3 separate regions of the Homo sapiens genome follow, and all the other regions are linked to region 3. A link is a loop called in an ENCODE intact Hi-C map of the cell type or tissue named here. Cell type or tissue: heart left ventricle. All regions are shown on one strand. Links, peaks and the distances in the headings refer to the core of each region. The heading gives the core; the rest is flanking DNA.

What was found. A loop is a pair of places that touch in the nucleus more often than their neighbours do. Peaks named below come from ENCODE experiments on the same cell type or tissue, not always from the same donor. Only the 100,000 strongest peaks of a DNase experiment are listed, where the experiment ranks them.
Region 1: it touches region 3 in a loop (2.3-fold over the local background); 6 of 110 quality-filtered maps call a loop at or near these places.
Region 2: a loop joins it to region 3, with 2.1 times the contacts of the local background. A loop is called at or near these places in 25 of 110 quality-filtered maps.

What each region holds. Positions count from the first base shown.
Region 1 is chr13:110,941,168-110,947,449 of GRCh38, forward strand. LOC105370364 (a long non-coding RNA gene) reads right to left here. Exons shown (of 3, transcript XR_931732.3): 3 at 4,289-4,382. Among named protein-coding and RNA genes, the nearest start is that of LINC00431, 22 kb to the right of the region's middle. RefSeq lists an enhancer at 1,165-1,414. In heart left ventricle, for the core only: a CTCF peak has its summit at 3,318 (motif pointing right); no DNase peak of the experiment used is centred there; H3K27ac peaks cover 553 bases.
Region 2 is chr13:110,922,012-110,928,293 of GRCh38, forward strand. No RefSeq gene overlaps it. Among named protein-coding and RNA genes, the nearest start is that of ANKRD10, 10 kb to the left of the region's middle. In heart left ventricle, for the core only: a CTCF peak has its summit at 3,358 (motif pointing left); no DNase peak of the experiment used is centred there.
Region 3 is chr13:111,003,822-111,010,103 of GRCh38, forward strand. No RefSeq gene overlaps it. Among named protein-coding and RNA genes, the nearest start is that of LINC00431, 41 kb to the left of the region's middle. RefSeq lists a silencer at 3,492-3,621. In heart left ventricle, for the core only: no CTCF peak of the experiment used is centred there; DNase peaks (open chromatin) are centred at 2,430 and 3,140; H3K4me3 peaks cover 339 bases; H3K27ac peaks cover 2,614 bases.

The DNA.
Region 1 (6,282 bases), core at 507-5,506, 63 kb before region 3:
TTGCTTTTATCTCCAAGCTTCTCAATTCTGTCTCAAGAGGGTTTATAATTGCTTATGGAAGTATTTTTAGAATTGTTGCTTTAAAATCATGTCAGATATCATCTCAGTGTTCACATCTGTATTGGTTCCCTAGGGCTGCCATAACAAAGCAACACAAACTGTGTGGCCTAAAACAACATAAATTTATTCTCTCACAGTTTTGGAGGCCAGAAGACAGATCAAGGTGTCAGCAGGGCTATACTCTCTCCAGAGGGTCTTCCATGGAAGATTGCATTCATTGCTTTTTCCTTCTGGTGACTGACAGCATTCCTGGACTTGGGGCTGCATAGGTCCAGTCTCTGCCTCCATCTTCATATGGCCTTCTCCTTTTCTCTGACTCAAATCTCCTTTTGCCTTCCTCTTATGGGGACATGTGTTGGCGAATTTGGAACCCAGGGTTATCAAATCTCAAAAGCCTCAACTTAATTACATCTATGAAGATCTTACTTCCTAGTAAGGCTGTATTTGTAGGTTCCAAAAGGTGGACATAGCTTATCTTTTTGTGGGCCACTGTTTCAACCCACTACAGCATCTGTTTATTGTCTTTTCTTATTCAAGTTGCAATCATCCTAGTTCCTGGTATATTCAGCAGTTTTGAAATCATGCCCCGAACATTTTCAGCATCATGTTGTAAGACTGTGGGTCCTCTTCAGTCTTTTTGGACAGGCACTTACCTGTTTATGCATTGCATGTAGGCATGGGTGGGGGTGGATGTTCAGTTCCCTGCTGGGCCCTGCCAGTATGGGAAGGAGGTGGGGCAGAATTTGGCTGTGACTGGCATTGCCACTAGCATTGCTCCCTCATTGCCACTGGGTGAGGATGAAAATTTGGCTGCCAAGGACCCAACATGTTGATTCAGCTGTTTTTTGATACTGTCACTTAGATTGGAAACATTTTTATGTGACCAAAATATTAAATTATTAAAGTTTTAGTTTTGAAAATTACTGTAATGAGAGATGTTATAAGATTTAGGGGTAGAACAGGAAAGGAAAAGGTCAAGCACACTTGTTCAACCTATAGCGAGATAATGAAAGAGAATTTGTATATTTTGTCTTTTATATGGCTTGGCTGTTTCCCCACCCAAATCTTATCTTGAATTTGTAGCTCTCATAATTCCTATGTGTTGTGGGAGGGACCTGGTGGGAGATAATTGAATCACGGGGGCAGTTTCCCCCACACTGCTCTCAGGGTAGTGAATAAGTCTCATGAGATTTGATGACTTCATAAGGGGTTTTCCCTTTCACTCATTCTCTCATTCTCTCTTGTCTGCAGCCAGGTAGGACATGCCTTTCACTTTCTGCCATGATTTGAGGCCTCCCCAGCCACATGGAGCTGTGAGTCCATTAAACCTCTTTTTCTCTATAAACTATCCACTCTCAGGTATGTCTTTATCAGCAGCATGAAAACGGACTAATACAGTCTTATCTGGGGTCAGTATGGTGTCAGAGCATTCCCTGGGGGAAAATTGATTCCATCAAAATATCCTGATTGGCAAACAATGATGCGGTCATGATTTTAAGAAATTTAGTGGGGAGATTGTGGCTTCTGGATTGGAAGGCCTGGGCTGGAATGTTGATCCCCACTGACCACTGGCCACATGATGGTGTGACGGTGAGTAAGTTGTTGGTTATCTCTGAGTCCTCAGTCTTCCTCATATAAAGTGGAGGTGATGTCTATCTAACAGCACTTTTGTGAGGATTCAGTGATGTAATGTGCATGGGAACAATTCATCAATCACAAAAAATGTTTCTTGGAAGTCAAGTATAAAGCCAAAAGACAAAGAAAATAATTCACATTGAAATAGTCACTTTTTGAAATATCCAGTTGTTGAGGGGAGAGCTGAGGAAAAACTAAAAATTAAAAAAAGAACAACAACAAAAATGAAGTCCAGATGTGGTGGCTCATGCCTGTAATCCCAGCACTTTGGGAGGCCAAGGTGGGTGGATCACCTGAGGTCAGGAGTTCGAGACCAGCCTGGCCAACATGGCAAAAACCTGTCTCTACTAAAAATACAGAAATTAGCTGGGCGTGGTGGCGGGTACCTGTATAGTCCCAGCTACTTGGGAGGCTGAGGCAGGAGAATCGCTTGAAGCTGGGAGGCAGAGGTTGCAGTGAGCCGAGATCACACCACTGCACTCCAGCCTGGGTGACAGAGCAAGACTCCGTCTCAAAAATAAATAAATAAATAACTAAATAAACAGTGAAATATCCATTTGTTGATCCATTTATTGATAAACAATTATGGAATGGTTTAGTAGAAATAGGATAGTGTTGGGCATCAGAAATATTTGCATCCTGCCCTGCTACCGACTTACTGGAAGGGCAAACAAAGGACTGAGGGATTCGAATCAGAGACTGTTTTTACTGGAATAGCCCTTCCAGGCCTTTCATGCAACCCCTTGTGTCCAGATGAGAAAACTGAGGCAGCGACTAGTGACTCACTAGTTACTGAGTAAGTCAGTAGCAGGACATCATGGAAAGAGGTGATGGGACATTTTTGTCTTTTCAGAAGAGAGCACAGCTGGAATTACAAATAAAATGGCATCATTTGATTCCATTTCTAACCGCCTTTGGAATGGTGTTTTGGAAAGAACACCAATCCATTGCTAAGACTGTCCCTAGGGAACAAAAGTTCTCTATCTAGAGATGTTCTAAGATACGATCATGAACTTCTCCTGCCTTTCTGGAGAAATGGGAAAAATCACACACTTTAATGTAAATAACACCCCCCAGCCTGATCATATCAATGTGTTGAACAGAGGTAGGTACAGCTTGTCTACAGCCAGAACCAGTTTGCATACAAAAACTTGCAACAAGCTGACAGTTGCTGAAAGAAAGGTTCTTGTTTCCCAGAGAATGTTGGTGAGTCGAGTCCTTTGCAGGTGAAATACTGATGACAGGGTTTATCTCTACAAGTCTTTGCCAGCTCCCCAACGACCTTCCATTCTCTCTTCACCATAACTTTTTCCCTTTTGATAAACTGGAATTTCAATGCATTGAAAATTTCTTGAAAGTGAGTCATTTCCTGGGAATTGGAAAGCGTTTTGTTTTTTGTTTTGTTTTGTTTTGTTTTCCTCTGTAGAGACTTTGGTTTCCTTCAGGGCTGACATTCAAAATACTGTTAACAACCTTTGAGTTTGGCCCCTGGTCGTGACTAGCCTGACTACACAGAGGCAGAATATGAGCCCTGGCTTTCTGTGACACTCAACCCAGACACTTTGGTAATGCTGTTCCCTCTCCACACCACAAAAGCGCAAAGAGCCCTTGCTGAGCACCAGGAGGCAGTGGTGTTCTCTGTGTGCACACATATTCTGCACCTGTGTATGTGTGTTTTGCAATGTGCTGCAGTAGGAAAGGGTGAGAGGGCAGACTTTCCTAGACTCTGTTCTTAGACATAATCCATCACGGGCTGTGATGGTGAATCTTATGTGTCAACTTGACTGGGCCACAGGGTGCCTGTGATATCCTGAGATATTCAGTCAAACATTCTCCTGGGTGTGTCTGTAAGGGTGTTTTGGGAGAGATTCGCATTTGAGTGTGTAGCTTGATTGTAGCAGACGGGGCTCCCTAGATGGGTGGTGGGTGTCCTCCAACTCTGAAAGCCTGAACAGGACAGAGGCTGGCTCTGCTCTGAATACACGGAACTCCTCCTGCCTGCCTGCAGCTGGGACATGGGCTGTTTCCTGCCTTAAGACTGGAACTGAAACATTAGCTCTTCCTGAGTCTCCAGCTTGTAGACTCTGCAGGTCTTGGGACTTGTCAGCCTCCATAATCACATGAGCCAATTCCATATTATAAATATCTCACACACACGCACATACACACACGCATATATTCACACACACAAATACACATGCACACACACACCACACATACACTCACGCACACACATCCACACACACGCACACACACATGCACACGCACACACACATGCACACGCACACATACACGCACATCCTATTAGTTTCCCTAGAGAACGCTGACAAATACGCAGGCTCTGAGGTTATGTTTCTTCAAAGCTTATGCTATCAGACAATAGCAAGCTTCGAATGCTGTTATTTTCCAGAGTTAATTAGGTTTTCATCTCTTTTTATTAAGGAAAAAAACCATGTTGCCTCTAACTTAATATTTAAATATGTTTATTTTGTTTGTCATCCTTAGAATAAGACAGTTTTCCTTTATACAGAATGTTCCATAATTCGGCGTCTGCCCCAAGGGTGGGAGTGAGTGGAGAGTGCAGGCTCTGCCGGCGGCCCTAGTCCTAGCCTGGCGTGGCGTCCGCCTGTAGTAACTGGCTCTCAGTACACTTTCATGCAGCTTTCTCTTCTGCTTTAGATGATCTCCTGTTGGAAAGAACAGAGTTTCTTGAGAAACTGGGTGTTTCATTAACTGTTCTTAGAGCCTATGTTTCAGACCCACCGTGGCTCACTCCACCAATAAGCATGGGCTGTGAGGCTGACGGGTGTGGCTGGTAGCATTAGACTCCCCTTCTTTGAGTGTCCACGCCCCACACAGATGCCTTCTTAGGGCTGCACAGGGTGGCCTTCCCCAGGTGCAGGGGGTGAGTACCAAGCGCTCCCTGTGTGCCGGGCCCTGCACTCAACCCTCTGCAGACAGCATCTCCTTCCATCTCCTCAACACCCAGTACAGGTGCTGTGATTATCCCACTTTGAAGATGAAGAAGGCTTAGGATGCGCGGTCATTTGCCCAAGGTCTTCCCAAGGTCACACAGCTCATAGGGGCCAAGTTGGGATTGGAACCCAGGTCAGACCGGCTCCAAGCCTGTGCTCCAGCCCCACCCAGCCCCCAACAGAGCCTGATCCTCTGGCTCTATGAGTGGGTGTGGGGCTCAGGGAGCAGAATTCTTGCTTTCAGTTTCCCAGGAAGGCGCTGGGTGACTGGAAGGAGAGACAGGGAGAGGCACCTTGAATGGAATGAGGCCGGTTGGTCATCTGAGTGGGAGGTGCTGGGATGGCCCCTGGGGGTGCTCCGGGTGTGCTAGGATTCAAGAGGCCCAGAGAGGGCCAGGCTGGCATGGGCATGGGGGTGGGGGCTCAGATGAGCCTGGCAGCGTGCAGTGTGAGGGGAGATGGGCACCAGCAGGATTGGGGGGACACCAGGGGACAGGAGGAACTGAGCCCTCAGTTGTGGAGGGAGGGGAGAGCCCTGTGGATGTGTCCGGGGCAGGAGGACGGAGGGGGCGCTGGCTGCGTCAGGCTGCCTTTGGCTCTCCTGTGGGGCCACCCTGTCCAGTGTCATTTCCCCTGCATTCTCCCTCAAAACCCATTGACAACTCCAAGCTTGGCGGAGCTGGGCTGGTCCTCCTCCTCCTCCCCTCACAGCGGCCGGCTGTGGATCTCATTCCTGGGATGTCAGTACCAGGAGGTTGGGGACTCCTGGTTCTTCACTGTCCAACATTGCCAGGGCTCTGGAAGTCCCCACTGTCACCTCCGGGGCTTCTGTTGCCGACGGCCACACCTAGAGGTGCTGGTGACGTACAGGAGCTTCATCAGTGCAGAGGCCCCTGTCTTTTGCTGTTAGAGTTATAGGAGAATTTGTGGTTCTCCCTGCAGAACAGTCAAGTCCCAGGGAACTGGAATCTTGACAAGGTCAATCATGAAATTGTATCTAAAGCAGCAGAGGTTGTCCTGGACAGCAGCACAATCTGGGAAATTGGCTGTAGCTTGAACGACCGCTCACTGCCCTTTCTACACCGCGTGTGTTGGCCTGGTCCCTGCTGCTGGGGCACGAGCAGACCTTGTGGCCTGGGGTTTTGTGGTCCTGGGACTGACACTGGCCTGGCAAAGTCTGAACATGGGGGGCTAGGGGCCCCACTTCAGAGAAGCTCCTGGCCTGTGCTCGATGACAACTGGTGTAGCAGGGAGGTCTCCAGCGACGCTTCCCGGGACCGTCCTCTTCGGCATTTTAACAAAGGACGAGCTGGCCGGCTTCCCACGCTTGTGGACAGTGAGGGGCTGGGAGCAGCAGCCGACAGGCTGGATGGAAAAGTCAGAACCCCAATGCTTTAAGAGGGGACAGGGAGGCCCACCTAACTGTTCTCTAGCAGGTAAGCTCCCAGGCAGGGCTCTCTGTTTTATGTAGAAACCCCAGAGCCTAGGACAGTGCCTGGCACGTGGTGGGTGCTTGGGAAGCACCAGTGGAGGTGAGTGAAGGTGACAGGGTCTCAATGTCTGGCTCTGTGCTCGGGCTATGAAAAGCCAGCCATGTGGCTCGGCAATGGCT
Region 2 (6,282 bases), core at 849-5,848, 82 kb before region 3:
CCAGAAGCAGGGATGGAAGCTGGAGAAAACAGCACAGCTCTGGCCCTGGTGCAGAGCCCGTGGATGACTACCGGGACAGTTCAATTTCTTGTTGTGACAGCCTTCTTTTTCTTTTCCCTGTTTCTGAAGGCTGGGTTGAAAAGAATATTGCAAAGAATATTGCACAGGGGGTTCTTCTGCTGGAGGAAGGGTTTCCTCCCTGCCCTGCCTTAGTTTCCTCATTTGTTAAAGGAAGACAATAATTATCCTGTCCAGGTAAAGGTCATTGTGAGGGTCAGGTGAGCTTTTGGGTGTGGAAGAATCTCTAGACTAGGAAGATGCTGGGTACTAATTGCTCTCCCAAGTGCCTTTATGAATTTACACTGCCAACAGCAATTCACCAAAATCCCAGTTCCCGATTCTTTCTGATACTAGGTATTGCTATTAGATTTTTTTTGTTTTGCTTTTTCATGAAGGCTAAATTGCAGTGGTAATGGCTGCTAGGGGCTTTGTTGTCAGAAACTGGCGCCACTGAGGGCAGGCCAGCTGCTGAGAACATCCCTGGTGCCTCTTGGGCTCCTGTGCCCTGCTCCTTGGACCTGGTGCCCCTGGGGGACTGCTTCACCTGGCACTGTCCTCTACACAGGCTGCTGCGGCTCCAGCATTCTGACCTCTGGCCGGGGGCAGTTCATCCCAACTGTAGGATGGCTGTTTCCTCTTCATTCTCCAAAGTGCGGCAGCACTCAGCCTGTGACTTTTATCCACACTGACTGCAGGTTCGGTGTGCTGGCAAGGACGTGTCACTCTACAGAGAATAACCGGGGCCAGAGACCCAGAGTTGCTCCTGTTTACTTGGACATGCCTTCCCCCTGCTTCACTCCAGCCTGACTCCAAGGAGCAGGGGGCGAGGACAGAGGAACAATTAGAGTTCAAACACACTCAAAAATCTGTTCCAGGTGGATTAGACTTCAATGTGAAAGCAAAATGGAAAAAGATTTAGAAGAAAAGACAGCAGAACATCTTTATGACCTTAGAGGGTTGGAGGATTTCTCAACAAGACACGTAAAGCACAGCCATAGAAATGTCCAGACTTGCCTATAAGTAATAATATAATAATGTCTTTCAGTTGTTATTAATAACTTCTTTCAAAGCAAAAGACAAGCTACAGAACAAGGGAAATTGTTTGCAATTCATTTAACACATACAGTCATGCCTCGCTTAACAGCAGGGATACGTTCTAAGAAATGCGCCATTAGGCGATTTCCTCATTTCAGCATCTTGGAGGGCGCCCCCACAAACTTGGATGGTACCGCCTGTCACACACCGAGGCTAGATGGTGGAGCTTGTTGCTCCTAGGCTACTAACCTGTACAGCATGTTCCCATACAGAATACTGCAGGCAATTGTGACATAATGGTAAGTATTTGCATATTTAACATACCTAAACATAGGAAAGGTACAGTCAAAATATATTAATAGTATTATCATCTCATGGGACCACTATTGTATATGCAGCCTGTCATTGACCAAAAGGTTGTATGAAGGGCGTGACTGTAAAGCATTCGCATTCAGCATATAAAAAGAACTTCTACATATCAAGAAGAGAGAGATGAGCAACAGGGGCAAAGGATATTGACAGGCAATGTACTGGAAACAGACACAAATGTCCAATAAGCAAGATGCTCAGAAATCAGTAATTTATCTGCTCTACTGAATGGATTAGTCCCCTCATCAGGCAAATCTGCTGCGACCACTTACAGTGGTTCTCTACCTTAATATAAGCACACACACTCATCATACCCCCTTCTAGCTCCTGCCCATCCCTCCTCTGTCCTTTCAAAGGATTGTCTGCAGCCATCGTCTCCCAGGCCCTTCTCAACCCTTTCCAACTGGGCATTAGTCCGCAGCACTCCCAGGGATAACCAGTGAAATTCATCATAGTCCTTCAAATCTGCCAAATCAAATGCTCAATTCTCTATTCTTATCTGGCTTTATCTTGCTGGAGCATGCAACAAGTTGCCCATTAGCTCCTTTTTGAAACACTCTGTCCTGGCTTCCATGACACACCAACTCTTGCTGGACCTCCAAATGTTCAAAGACCCCAGGGCTGGGTCCTAGATCCTCCATTCTCTGTATTTTCTTCCTAGGCAATGTCATTTAATCTCACACCTCCAAACACTACTTACAACTGGTGATTTCTGAATTTATGTGTCTAGCCCTGACCTCTCCTCTGAGCTCCAGACTCAGATCCTGTGGCTTAGTAAATATCTCCATTTGGATCTCTGAGGGGCATCTCTAGTCATGCCCCAAATTAAATTCTTGAGTCACCCTCCCCACACCTGCTGCCCATCCCACACATACATAGTGTTCTCTAACTCTGTAAATAACACCACCACCTATCCAGGGGCTTGAGTCCAGCACCTGCAGGTCAATACTTTCCCAACTCCCACGTGCAAACCATCTGCAAGCTCAGGGGGCCCTACCTCCAAATATATCTCAAGTCCACACACCTCTTTCTTTCTCCCCTCCTATCTCTCTGACCCATTCTCTCTCACTTAAACTGACACAGTAACCTCTCAGCTTTTCCTGTCCAGCAGCCAGAGGATCTTTTTATGATATAAATCTAATAATAGCGCCAGCTTAAAACCTTCCAATGCCTTTTCATTGAACTTGGAACAAAATACAAATGGCATAGAGACTTGGTTCCCCTCCAGCCCAGCCTTTTACTGCTGTCTCTTGCCCTCACTGAGGTTATGCAGGCCTCGGGCTTCCTGTTCCTGGACCCAGCTCTGTCTGCTGGGAATGCTGTCACCCAAAACTCACACTGCTGACTCCTTGTCTTTCAGGCCTCCCCTTAAAATGTCATCTTGGAGGAATGGTATGGCCTGAACCCCAGCCCGAGTCGTCTTCCACAGCGCCATCCTGCTTTGCTTTCTTCCCAGCACGTACCTCTGGAATGATCCGATTTCTCACTAACTGTCCTGGCCCCCTTGAATGGATGGCCCAGAGAGACAAGGCCTCCTTCACAGCGGATGCTCAGAATTTAACTAAATGATTTAACGAATAAATTTAGGTAAAACTAAATTTACAGTGGAGTTTTGTCTTTAGGGATTGAGTGACAAATTCGAATCATTCGCTGCTTGTTTCCCAGTCAAAACTGCCCTTGTGTCTGAGGTGTGTGAACCAGGGCAACTCCATCTTGAATAGGGACTGGGTAAAATGAGGCTGAGACCTACTGGGCTGCGTTCCCAGATGGTTAAAGCATTCCAAGTCACAGGATGACATAGGAGGCTGGCACAAGATACAGGTCATGAAAACCTTGCTGATAAAACAGGTTGTAGTAAAGAAGCCAGCTAAAACCCACCAAAACCAAGATAGGGATGAGAGTGACCTCTGGTGGTCCTCACTACTACAGTCCCACCAGCACCATGACGGTTTACAGATGCCATGGCAACGTCAGGAAGTTACCCTATATGGTCTAAAAATGGGAGGCATGTATAATCCACCCCTTGTTTAGCATATAATCAAGAAATAACCATAAAAATGGGCAACCAGCCGCCCTCAGGCCTGCTCTGTCTATGGAGTAGCGGTTCTTTTATTTCTCTACTTTCTTAATAACCATACTTTCACTTTAGGGAGTTGCCCTGAATTCTTTCTTGCAGGAGATCCAAGAACCCTCTCTTGAAGTTGGGGACCCCTTTCCTGTAACACTTGCAAATCTCTTTCAATTGCTTGTAAAGGACAGTAGAAAGCTGTGTGGGCCGTAGCAGCTGCTGGCCAAAGGGTGCTTTTGAGCACTTGAAATGTGGCCCGTCAGACTGAGGAACTAAATTTTAAATTTTATTTAATTTTAATTTATTTAAATGTGAACTTAAAAACTGAAGCCTGATTCAGTTATTGGAAAATTCTTAAGTATGTTTGGAACAACTTAGATCTGTGCATGGAACTCTTTCAAATGTAATGGTCTGGAATCTAAGTAAGGATCAACTGTTCTCAGTGAAACTTCAGTGCCCCATTGAGACGTGCTGTGAAACACACACCGAACTTCCAAGGCTGAGTGAAAGTGAAGGAATATGAAATAGCTCATTAATCATTTTAAATGTTGAATGTATGTTAATATATGTAAATATGTTGATATAATAAATTGATAATACTTAGGATACACTGAGTTAAAGAAAATATATTGTTCAAATTAATTTCACCTGTTTCTCTTTACTTGGGATGTGGTTAGGGAAAGGGTTTAAATAACATATATATCTCAAATTTTATTTTTATTGAGTGGCTGTGATAGTTGAGTGTCAACTTGATTGCATTGAAGGATGCAAAATATTGATCCTGGGTGTGTCTGTGAGGGTGTTGCCAAAGGAGATTAACATTTGAGTCAGTGGACTGGGAGAGGCAGACCCACCCTCAGTCTGGGTGGGCACCATCTCATCAGCTGCCAGTGTGGCCAGAATAAAAGCAGGCAGGAGAACTTGGAAAGACTAGACTGGTTTAGTCTTCTGGCCTCCATCTTTCTCCCATGCTGGATGCTTCCTGCCCTCCAATATCGGACTCCAAGTTCTATAGCTTTGGGACTTGAACTGGCTTCCTTGCTCCTCAGCTTGCAGATGGCCTACTGTGGGACCTCACCTTGTGATGGTGTGAGTCAGTACTCCTTAATAAACTCCCTTTTATATGTACATCTATCCTATTCATTCTGTCCCTCTAGAGAACCCTGACTAATACAGTGGCACTGGGATATTGGAGACTAATATGTACCTCATCTATCAATAAATCACATAACTAGTTGTTTTGTTTCTTCTGCTAGGAGAATACTGTTTCTTTGGTTCAGTACCAGACTTGACCTGGGGCCCATCTTGAAGAAAAAAATAAATGGCTTTAAAGAATGGAACCCCACCCAGGGTGGCAAAATGCCCACAAGAGACTCAGGAGGATGGAGAGCAGCTGAGTGAACAGCAGGGCCAGGTCTTCTAACTCACTGCTGGGCTCCAGGAGCAGAGCCGTATATGACATTATCGTCTGCTCTGTGAATTGTTCTTCTCTCTTTCCCCTCTTCCCTCTCTGTTTACTAAGTATGTACAATTATACTTCTCTCTCCCCATAGAAAGATCTGGAAAATGATTTTCACCTGAGAGTTTTTGAATGGTACATGTTGGGGACATTTCTCTTTGGAACATTTCTATATTGCTTCATTTTTAAAATGAGCATTTTCTTTTGCCAAAAATAATGGTTCTTGTAACAAAGTCTAGACATTACAGAAATATATAAAGTAGAAAATGAACCTAAAGGCAGGAATACCAGTTGACCTAGCAATCCCATTACTGGGTGTATACCCAAAGAAATAGAAGTCATTCTACCATAAAGGCACATGTACTCGTATGTTCATCACAGCACTATTCACAATTGCAAAGACATGGAATCAACCTAAATGCCTATCAATCAGTGATAGGCTGGATAAAGAAAATGTGGCACGTATACACCATGGAATACTATGCAGCCATAAAAAGGAATGAGATTATGTCCTTTGAAGGGACATGGATGGAGTTGGAAGCCATTATTCTCAGCAAACTAACACAGGAACAGAAAACCAAACACCACATGTTCTCACTTATAAGTGGGAGCTGAATGATGAGCACACATGGACACAAAGGGGAACAACAGACACTGGAGCGTGTTGGGGGTGGGATCGAGGGAGGGAGAGCATCAGGAGGAATAGCTGAGGGATGCTGGCTTCATACCTAGGTGATGGGATGATCTGTGCAGCAAACCTCCATGGCACACATTTAACTATGTAACAAACCTGCACACCCTGCACATGTACCCCTGAACTCAAAATAAAAGTTGAAGAAAACAAAAAGAAAGTGAGATGAAAGCCCCTTGTAATTCTATCCTAGAGGTAATTTCATTTGTTGTATACATTTCCACACACACACATAGATATAAATACAGATTGAGCATGCCAAATCAAAAAACCTGAAATCTGAAATAGTCCAAAATTCAAAACATTGAGCACCAGTATAACACTCAGAGGAAATGCTCATTGGAGAATTTTGGACTTTGGATTTCTGGATATGGGATGCTCAACCGGTAAGTATACATAAGGCGAATATTCCAAAAACTCCATATCCAAAACACTTCGGGTCTTAAGCATTTTGGATGTGGGGTACTCAACCTGTATCTTTATATATTAATATACCCATGATTTTTCAAGTAAAATGGAATCATATTACACACACTGTCTGTAACCTGAGTCATTTACTTAACAAATTTCAGGCTTTTCAGGCTGGTAATAGACATCTCT
Region 3 (6,282 bases), core at 574-5,573:
TAAAAGAGCTCTCCCTGATTTATCAGTGTTAAGTAGAATACCTAACTACTTGGGTTTATTCTTCCTAAACTAAAACAAGTTTACTGATCAAATCAGCTAATATTGCTCCCTTGTAATATATAAGATTATAAAAAAAGTAAGTTTTTCGGTAAATGGAATCCTTATTCTGATGAGCTGTTTTCTTCAATGGCTGTTGTGTTGCACCGTCAGCTTGAAAATAGTTTTCAAGATCTTTACATAACCTAAGATCTTAGAGTGATTTCAAACTGAGTTAATTAAGGTGTAATTTGTGAATACCTGGATGATTTCTAAGTAAGATAGAATATTGAAACTCTGATTACTGAGCATAATTTTAAGTTTATATACTTTTGCTTATTTTTATATGCTAGATAGAGGCAATATCTTTGGGTCATGCTAATAAACATGTTCATTTTTGCTACATTGGAAAGGGATGTGTCTGGCTTGTAGAAAGTGGTATGAAGACATTGCTAGGATGCTAACATGTTCACGTATGACAGGCAGTGAAACAGAACTCTCGGGATATTCAGATCTAGAGAGAGAGATTTCGTATAGGGAACTGGCTCCCATGATCACGGAGGTTGACGAGCCCAAGGTCTGCAGTCAACAACCTGGAGACCCAGGAGAGCCCCTCCTGCGGTATAAGTTCCAGGCCAAGCTGTCAGGCTTCAGACCCCAAAAGGGCCGATGTTTCAGTTTGAGTCCAATGGCAGGACAAGACCGATGTTCAGCCCAAGGTAGTGAGGGAAAGGAGTTCCCTCTTAGTTGGCATGGGCAGGAGGCAGTCTTTTTTGTCCCATTCAGGCCTGAACTGGTTGGGTGAGGCCACCCGCATTGTGGAGGGCCATGTGCTTTGGCCAGTCCACAGATTCAAATGTTAGTCTCAACCGGAAACACCTTCACAGACACACCCAGAGTAACATTTGACTAAATACAGGGTAGCCTGCGGCCCAGTCAAGATAGCACACAGAATTCAGCACCACCCTAGCCCCCAGGTTTCTATTCTGAAATATAGGTGAACACACTCGTAGCAGCAACAGCAGGGAGACGCATCCAGGCCTGCCTGTGGTTTTGGTAAGGAGAAAGGTAGTTTTGTCCTCAAATGGTGGTTTTACCTTTTTGATCTCTGGGCACCTTTAACACTCTTAGAACTTAACAAAGACCTCAGCTTCTGTTTATGTAGGTCATAGCCATATTTATTACATTCAACACTGAGGTTGAGAACTTTTAAAAAAATATGTATTGTTTCACTGGAAAGCAGCAATAATAAACACATTGCATGTTAACATAAATGAAATCTCAATATTATTGCAAAATCAATTTTGACCTCGTAGACCCTCTGAGATCTGTTTCAGAATAGGATCATCATGAAGGACAAAAATTGGAAAAAGATTTTTATTTGCCTGATTTTATGATATCTGAATCTGAAAATAAAGGCTTTGAAATGTGTAAAATCTCAGCGAGGGCCACTGAATTTTGATGGGCTTGCCCCGTGGTGACTGTTTCCGACCTTTCCCTACAATATGCAGGGTCATCTTCCCTTCTCAGTCACCCTCGATGTCTGAGTGGGCTTCTCAGCCTCCATGGTCGCCAGGTGACATCCAAGCATCCTGCCTGCCTTCCCCAGGAATCCTGCTAGGTGGATTTGGCCACAATCCCCCATGGCCCTGAGATTTCCGCTTACTCATTTTCCATCCACTGACCCCACCCTACTCCTTAGCTACAAATTCCAAGTGCTTGTGCTGTCATCAGAGCTGAGCTCATCTCCCTCCACTGCGAGACCCACAGCAGCAGTCCCTGAACCTGTGGCCACTGCCCCTTGAGTAAATTCTGCTTTCCCTCTTCAGCAAGTATCATTGGATCATTTTTCTCTTTCGCCGTAGCTTTAGCTGAGTAATTGGAAGTTTCAAGCCTTCAAAAACACAAGAAACGCCTGCTGTACCCTACTTGCAGGGATGTGTAGAATCAGGTGCAATAATGTGAATCAAAGTATATTTAAATATTGTGGAAGTAAAAGGAGACCACTCAGACGAGAAACGCAGAACCTATCATTCGGAGCTTGCTGTAGCGAGGGCATCAGCTGCCGTCTCAAGAGCTTGAGAGGTACTGGAAGGCAGGCAGGGGAGTGGGAGAGATTTATGATGAAGACAAGGGGAGGCTCCTGCAGGCACGCCCTGAAGGTGGCTGTTGGCCTGAGGATGCTGCAGGCTGTGGCTGAATGAGGCACGCCGTGTGACCGGTGAGGGAGCGTGTTTGGCTCTCTATTCTTGCTCCTGAGTTGGAAGTAGGGACAAAAATTTGGGAAATTATTAATCTAGTCTGGACCATCGGGCCGATTGTTCCAGAATTATTGTTTGCAATCTGACTTCCTGCAAGTTTGACCTGCATTAGACGGCTGCCCAGGCTGGGCTTTGTGTCTCCACCCGGAGCTGGCTTCCGGGGCAGCAGCTGCAGGCTGTGTGTCCAAGCTCTGTTTTTATGTCTGCCCTGGCCACTGTCCATGTGTACATTTCGTTTCTCCACATGTATTAAAGTACTAATAATAATTCCTAATATGTGACTAAACTGATTTATGACATTAGTGTCCAATATTTCTGAAAATAGAGTATTTTTAAGCAAAATTCCAAAATATTAATTGAACTAAATAGACACTTTCCCAGAAACTTCCTTCAGAAAGCAACAGCTGCTGCTATTTAAAGATTTCCCTGAAATCAACTGCCCGGAAAGTTGAGCTGGTTTAATTGTGAGGTCCTCCGGGCTCGGGCTCAGCAGAGAGGGTGGGAGTAGGAACAGGTGGCTGGACTCAGTACCCAGGCCACTCTGTGCCCGGTGCCTGATTCTTCTATCAGAAGTCACAGAATTGGGAAGGAGCTCAAAAAGGGGCTTGTCCGGACCTCTCCCTGGAAGAGTACGTCTACATTATTTGTTAAGCAGTTCTACTGAGACCACAATCATCTTACTTGGCAGCTGATTGTGGATTCTAACTTCCAGAAAAGTCAAGTGGGAGGAGAAATTATATGAGGAGCCAAAGGCAGCCATGGGAACAAGGCAAGGAGTCTGTCTGTGGGACTGAAGGCTCCACACGAGGACGTCGCGACTGTTCTGGAGCCTTCGCTGGCTGAGGCTGAGTCATAGGAGACTGTACTGTCAGCGGGAGACCTCCCACCAGGCCTGAATTGGCCGACCTCACAGTAACACACACTCAAAAGCCCTTGGCTAAACACTCTTATTCCTGTCCTCTCTTTAAGACTTCACTTTCTTAGCAGCAGGCGTTGCCAAGGGATTTTGTTATTTTTAATAGCTTTATGGGATATGTAATAGTCTGTTTTCACACCGCTAAAAAGAGCTACCTGAGACTGGGTAATTTATGAAGAAAATACGTTTAATCACCTCAAAGTTCCATAGGCAGTACAGGAAGCATGGCTGGGAGGCCTCAGGAAACTTACAATCATGGTAGAATGCAAATGGGAAGGAAGCAAGTCTTTGTATGGTGGGGCAGGAGACAGAGAGAGAGCAAAAGGGGAAGTGCTACACACTTACAAACCACCAGATCTCGTGAGAACTCACTATCCTGAGAGCAGCACGGAGGAAAGTGCCCCCATGATACAATCACCTCCCACCAGGTCCCTCCCCCAACACTGAGGATTACAATTCAGCATGAGATTTGGGTGGGGACACAGAGCCAAACCATATCAGGGTGCAAGTGCATACATAGCTTGTGTAGTGGTGAAGTCAGGGCATTTAGAGCATCCATTACTAGAATGACATGTTGTACCCATTCAAATATTATTTTTAATGCACTTTAGAAAATCTCAAGCGTATATAAAAATTGTCACTTGCACTACAATAAAATGCTTCCCCTCACCCTAACCATTTGAGAATAAGTTGAGGTCATGATGTTCCATCGCCCCCAAATGGCCTCAGTGTACATTTTTTATGCATTTTTTATGAGGGGTTTCTCTCACACAGTTACAAAATGCCTATCCAAGTCAGGAAAATTACATTGTTACATTATACATTATGTAATAATACATTTCAGAACCATTACCACTATCTTATCCTTAGGCCCAGTTTAGCATTAACCCTTAGCCTCAAGTTTAGCGTGATGATGAATATACTGATTAATAGAATCAAATAAATAGCCTTTCCATATGTCTATGATAACTAACTATAAGATGTAATTTAGAAACATTTCTCACATATGAGAGGACTTTAAAAAGTTTATGAAAAAATGGAATTAAGAGATAAAAGTTTAAAATATGATTTTATTTCTCAACACGAGTTCCATCAAGTTCCAGACACTTTTGTAAGCAATGATACCATTCACTTAGTCCATCCCTAAAGAACTAAGTGTCCTGGGAATTTAACCATGTCAGTGCAGTCTTTTTTACATTATTAACTGGGAAAAAATGGGTGTCTTTTACAGATTTTTTAAATATTAGGAAGTAAAGAAGTCAGAAGGAACCTATCCAGGGTGGATGGTTAAAGATTTCCCATTGAAACTCTCGCAAAATCGCCCTCACTTGATGAGAGGAATGAGCAGAACCTTTGTTGTGGTGGAGGAGGACTCTCTGGTGAAGCTTTCTCAGGTGTCTGTCTGTTAAAGCTTTTGCTAACTTTTTACAAGCACTTTCATAATAAGCAGATGTTATCGTTCTCCGGCCCTTCAAGAAGTCAACAGGCACTATGCCATGAGCATCCCAAAACACTGTTGCCACGACCTTTGCTCTTGGCCAGTCTGCTTGTGCTGTGACGGGGCCACTTCCACCCTCGGTAGCCATTTCTTTGCTTCTGCTTTGTCTTCAGGATGGTAAAGGGAAAGTTCAGCTCCCATGGCAATTCTTTGAAGAAATGCTTCTGGATGTTGATCCCATTTCTTTAAAATTTCCATCAAAAGCTCTGCTCCTGTCTGCAGCTAATCTGGGAACAATAGTTTTGGCACCTGTGGAATAGAAAGTTTGCTCAACGTTATTTTTTCAGTCAGAATTGTGGAGCTCAACCTATTCAGATTTCTATAGTGTTGGCTATTGTTTCTGCTGTTAATCATTGGTCCTGTTTAATTATTAAATGAACACAACTTTTTTTCCTCAAAAATTGATGTAGATGGTCTACTGCAGAGGGCTTCATCTTCAGAATTATCTCATCACTTCTTAAAACAAGGTATCCATTTGTAAACTGCTGATTTCTTTGGGAATAGCATCTCCATAAATCTTTTCATAAAGCATCAGTGGTTTCACCATTCTTCCACCCAAATATTTGAGATCAGGTGCAGTGTTTCACACCTGTAATCCCAACACTTTGGGAGGTCAAGGCAGGAGGATTGCCTAATACCATTTTGAGATCAGCCTAGGCAACATACCAAGAGCTCATCTCTACAAAAAAATTTTTAAAATAGCTGTGTGTGATGGGACACACCTGTCGTTCCAGCTACCGGGGAGGCTGAGGTGGGATGATTACTTGAACCCAGTGGTTTGAGGTTACAGTGAGCTATGATCATGTTATTGCACTCCAGCCTGGGTAACAGACCTGGTAAGACCTTGTCTCTAAAAAAAATAAAAAATTTAAAAAGTTGTTTGTTCTTGCTTCTGTCTTAGCAGAATTCATGTTGTTCTGACAGGTGCTCTTTTCAAACTGATGTCTTATCCTTCTTAGTGCCTCAAACTATATCCTGTCCAGACATGTTATAACAAGTTAGTATGAGTTTATTTTAGTGCAAAAAAATTGAATTCACATATAGTTTTTTTCATAATATGCATTTTTCATGGACTTTTTGAAGACCCCTCATAATGACAAAACTATACTCTACTAGGGATATAACCCTAACACACCCAGTGGAAAATATACAAAAGATGTCTGGTTTTAAGAAAATGTAATAAAGTTGGGCATTTCTTCTTAGAGGCATTTTTCAGAAATGGCCCCAAAGCTGAAAGAATAAGAAACAGAAATGCTTACTGTATTATACAAAATATGAATACATTTGAAGTCCTGATGCTCTGAACAGGAGAAAGAGCTGCTGAAGGCAGTAAATTCCCCTTGTAATGGATGAAGTTGTGAAAGGAAGATACACTGTTTAGTTAAAAAAAAATAAAAACAGACAGTGCAGAATGACTTCTATAAAATCGTTAAATTTATGTGTTAAAGAAACAACACACAAAATCGTAAAATGACACTACATGGTTTGACTACACCGTGTACAGTCACCGACTGCAGAGCAATGTTTGGGTCAATGGCAGACTACATACATGGCAATGGTCCCATAAGGTT